Regions from separate parts of the Homo sapiens genome. Here region 2 is linked to region 1. Evidence: read pairs that join two places in POLR2A ChIA-PET (ENCODE). Cell type or tissue: PC-9. All regions are shown on one strand.

What was found. Peaks named below come from ENCODE experiments on the same cell type or tissue, not always from the same donor. Only the 100,000 strongest peaks of a DNase experiment are listed, where the experiment ranks them.
Region 2: POLR2A ChIA-PET joins it to region 1 with 6 read pairs; 5 of 35 experiments call an interaction of 5 or more read pairs at or near these places.

The regions. Positions count from the first base shown.
Region 1 is chr1:67,478,518-67,481,017 of GRCh38, reverse strand. No RefSeq gene overlaps it. Among named protein-coding and RNA genes, the nearest start is that of LINC01702, 43 kb to the left of the region's middle. RefSeq lists a silencer at 1,425-1,564. In PC-9, no CTCF peak of the experiment used is centred here; a DNase peak (open chromatin) is centred at 1,537.
Region 2 is chr1:67,370,462-67,372,961 of GRCh38, reverse strand. IL12RB2 (interleukin 12 receptor subunit beta 2) reads right to left here. Exons shown (of 17, transcript NM_001374259.2): 12 at 428-526; 13 at 179-337. Among named protein-coding and RNA genes, the nearest start is that of SERBP1, 59 kb to the left of the region's middle. In PC-9, no CTCF peak of the experiment used is centred here; a DNase peak (open chromatin) is centred at 1,041.

The sequences.
Region 1 (2,500 bases):
AGGCTGCTTGAACAGTGCTGACAGCAGACACATCACTAAGAAGGAAGAAGCCACAGTGCAAGAAAGAAAATCGTACTATACACTACGTTACAGGCATTGAAAAGCACTCCATGAGGAATCCTGGAAATGACTACGCCATATCCAAATCAGAGCATAAAGCCCTATAATTTGACATGGAGGGGCCTACAATCATGTCTTGGTGTATTAATATAAATATGACCTTACTACAATAGTTAAAAGCATGGATTTTGGAGCCAGACTACCTGGGTTTGAGTCACAGTGTGGCCCTGAGCCACTTACTGAACCTCTTTGAGCCTTTTTTTTTTTTTTTTTTTTTTTTTGTAAGAGATGGAATCCTGCTATGTTGCCCAGGCTGGCCTCAAACTCCTAGACTCAAGATCCTCCCACCTCAGCTTCCCAAGTAGGTGGGATTACAGGCACATGCCAGCAAACCCAACTGGGTCTTATATTTCCTCATCTGTAAACTGGAGATAATAATATATTTGTTTCAGAAGGTTGTGTTAGTATTCCAGGAATTGGTAGTATATAAAAAGTACTTAGAACAATGCCTGGCACATAATAAGAGCTACATAATTGTTGAAAAATATTTTGTACTCTCGAGTTACTAATGCCTGCCACAAGCTTCTTACATGGCCTTCCTGGGATGGAACTCACCTCCTCAACTATGGAGACTGTTGCATGTTAGAAAATTCTAGCTATTAAAATTTCTTGCTGGCCAAGCTCGGTGGCTCACGCCAGCACTTTGAGAAGCTGAGGTGGGAGGATCCCTTGAGCCCAGGAGTTCAAGAACAGCCTTGGCAACATGGCAAAACCATCTCTACAAAAAATTAGCCAGGTGTGGTGGTGAGTGCCTGTAGTCCCAACTACTCAGGAGGCTGAGGTGAGAGGATGTCTTGAGCCCAGGAGGCGAAGGTTGCAGTAAGCTGAGATCGAGCCACCTCACTCTAGCCTGGGTGACAGAATGAGACCGTCTTAAAAAAAAAAAATTCTGATGTTAAGGCAGCTTTCTTCCTTGCAACTTCTCCATAGTGGTTCCAGTTTTTCTCTGAGACATTCCAAAATAAACCTTTCCATGTTAACAGCTCATTGAGACAACTCTCAGGAGCTTCCGGCGTTTTTTTTTTTTTTTTTTTCTCCAAGCTAAGCAGCCCCAGATCCTTCACTATTTCCCCAGAGAGCAGGCTCCAAACCCCTCTCCATCCTGGGTGCACCTCTGAATGCACTTCAGATGATCAATATTGAGGAGGGATGTGGGCCCCAGGAGAGTGGCCTCAGGGCTGTCTCTAAAAGATCTCCGTCCCCCAGCCCCTCAAATGCACACATGCTCCTCGGAGGGAAAACGACAGATTAACCCAACTGCTTCAAATTAATTTTGTTTGGAAGAGCAAGGGGAAGAAGATTTCCAAACAGGGCCAAGGACTTTGTCAAAGCTGTTCCTCTAAGATAGAGATGGACAACCGGCTGGCCTGGACAGAGGCCAGCTGGGAGGTGTAACCCCAGCCAGGGACCTGAGCTCAGCACTGGCTCCTCCTCTTGGGAGGTAAGAAGGAAAAGCTGGTTTTCTCAGTAGAGATAAGTACATGGTGTGTGGTCAAGGAAAAAAATAAAACTTCTCCTTATATCTGGCCCAGGCTATAACTCACGGCTCCAGTGGGGACATAGGCCTCCCTCACTCCACTCTCACTGTTGGAGTCCCGGTGGCAGTGGACTGCCCCTCCCCTCCACGGTGTGAGGCTACCAGATGGAAGCACGTGGTTTCCAGGTTTTACTTGCTCAGGACTTTCTGAATCATTTTCTTTTATGGGTCTGAGTGGTGGAGGAACAGGGGGTAAGAGGCAGTGTGGAAAACATCATTTTTTTATCTCAATTAGACTTTGTTTTCTGCAGGATGACAGTTGAAACTCTCTTCAGTTGCTTACTGTTTGGCCATATTTAATGAGGATTACACCCAAGGACTGCTTTGGAAATAGGTCTCCTCATTTGTTTCATTAAAAAACATTTATAAAAGTAAGACCTGCTCAACAAAGGAAAAAAACATCAACCCTAGTTCACCACCCAAAAGCAACCTTCATTAACACTTTGGTGGGGTTCTTGTCGGAGTTTATGTCAGAGCTTTTCATCTCTTTTCTAAATAAGTATAATCGTAGTTGTACAATACATAATTCCAAATCATGCATACACTTTATGAACATTTCTCCCATTAGTATATACTTTACACAAACATACTTACAACTTTTATTAAGATATAATTCCCATATCATATAATTCATGCATTTAAAGTATATAATGTAATGGTTTTTAGTAGAAACACAGAATTGTGTGACCATCACCACGATCAATTTTAGAACATTTTTGTAACCCTGCAAAGAAACCTCACACCCATTAGCAGCCACGCTCCACTCCCATCCTGCCCTACCCCCAGTCCCAGGCAACCACTAATCTATCTTCCATCTCAAAGATCTGCCTACTCTAGACATTT
Region 2 (2,500 bases), 110 kb after region 1:
TGTTTAGATGTCTTTTCTAATTCTTCATTCAGTTAACTTTACAAGTATTTATGGAGTACTTACTATATGCCAGGCATTGCGCTAGCACATGTGTGTAGATGTGCACACACACCTCCTTGTGTTTTCCTGACATCCAAACAAGAAGGCCCCACTCACTGCATTTGGTTCTCACACATACCACAGAGCTGAGGCTGGGAGTTGGAGTCCCGTTCCTTCCAGTATATCCTATAATGGAGGAGGCAGCCCATTTGCTCCTGGACTGGAATGCTGTTCCATGAAATTAAAATGCTCCCCTTTTCCTCTGTGATGGCATTAATGTGGGGGCCACTCAGTGGTGCTGTAAAGTAGGGCACAGGAGGCTTCTGTCACCCTCCAAATCCAAATCATTAAACTAAAGCAAAATTTGGCAAAAGATCCCAAGACTCACCTTTGTGCTTAGAGTTACCCAGGATGGAGCTGCATCCTCCTTGATCCCCTGAGAGTGCATACACACGGATTTCATAACAGATGTAGGATTTTATGTTCTCTGCAAGGAAAAGGGAATTCCCATAACAGCCGTGCCATTACTGGTGAGTCACTAAAGGGAGCCATTTTATTATCTGATACAAATGCTTTCAAGGTGTTTCTTGCCTTTTCCTAGTTTAAAGATGGTTCAAGCACAGTCTGGACTGATGACCTATGTTACAAATTCTCAGCATCTGATTTGCCATGACGTTGGCTTCTGGAAGTTACTGCTCCCAACTTCAAAGGATGAGATCAACCAACCAACCAACCTGAGTTTCTTTCCATATAAACAAACAGGATCACCATGATTAAGAAGGAGACAAAAGCTATTTGAGTTCCAACACGGATTTAAATATAACCACACACACACACACACACAGACACACACACGCACCCAGACTGCTTTTGAAACAAACAAAACAACTTGCCTTCAAGAAAAAAAACCTTTTGATTCCTACAAATAAAGCATTTGCTGTTTACAGGAAAGTGAGGCTGGAATTTTGCAGGCATAGAACCTGAATAGCTTTTCTAATTCTGCGATGCTTATCAAGATCTGACAGGGCAGATGACACACTCAGGCATAACTAACCAGGGTGCTCTGGGTGCAATCCGACCCCTTGTTACCCCATCTCCTCTCCCTGTATGTTCCAGTTAGATTTCAGTTGCTTCCCAGCCTGGAAGATTTAAAAGGTACTTGGGAATGTTAATGCTCCTTCCTGGCTTTTAAAGCGCCGCACTTTCAATTTTCTGTCAGTCATGAAGCTTATTGGCAAGTCTTTCTTCCCCACCAAAATTCCTTATTTCCATGAATCTCAGATTTCTACTACTTGTGAATAAAAGGCCCCTTTCATAGATACCTCTCCTGAAATACTTTTACATTTCAAATGAACATTTAAAGGAAAAAGAGATAAGTCCTACTAGGTAACTATAGTATCAGGGAGTCAAAGTAAGAACCCTACCCAGTATTGATTAATGCCCTGCCGATAGGTAGCCAGGGTCCCCTACACTGACAGTTGATTAGGGTTTAACTTTTTTTTTTTTCAGGAAGAATAATTTTATATCATAGAAAAATTTATTAAATTATTTGTGTTTTATATGAAAATCCATTGCTCATTAAATATTCCAGCAAATAGACAGCACATAAAACTCAGTTGTGCAACCAGTGCTGTCAGAAGAGACCATGACAAGATCAAAACACATGCCATGGGTAAATTCCAATTTGAGTTCATGAACTAAGCGAAGTGGAGAAAAGGACACAGTCAGCTTAGTATGGTAATCCAAAGATTCCTCATGGGTGGCATTGACACCAAGAAGCCCAAAGGGCAACATGGAATATGAAATCATATTTAATGTGGGAGGGGCCAGTGAGTAGCTTTCAGCCCCCAGTGCCTGGCTGTTCTGCCCCTAGTCGTGAAAGGGGCCAACCAACCACCGCCTTATGGAGGCATGGGAGTTCCAGATGAGCTCGTTAGGCAGACAGTTCCATTGTATTTTGCCATTCAAAATGTGAGTTCAGGGCAGAGGCCTTGGGAACTGCTGCATTAGAAGTTGTGGTTTATTTTTGTGAATGGCTTACCTTTAGCGGAGGAGAGAAGACAATGTGGTTCTGTAATTCAGTTGACATTTCCCTTTCCACCAAGAGTAGAGCCCTCCTAGCAAGCTTCTTCCCCAGTTCTGGCCTCAAGAACTCCTGTTTTACTGGCTGATTCTTGTATGAACACTCTCTAACAATATCTGCTCCCCATCTCAAAACCTTCAGTGTATGAAGCCCATACTCCTCAGACTTTTATTTCCTTTCTAGAGTCTGGCCGCAATTTCCGACTCATTTCCCACCACTCCCATACATACATACATACCTAGTACCCTTCAGCAAAGTCCCTGCCCCCATGTTTATAAACCATCACTTAGGTGGTTTTTCTGCAGAAAGCTAATTTCACCTGTTAAGTGTGGGAGAAGGCAAACATTAAATGACCAGTAACGAGGAAGAAGAAGGCAT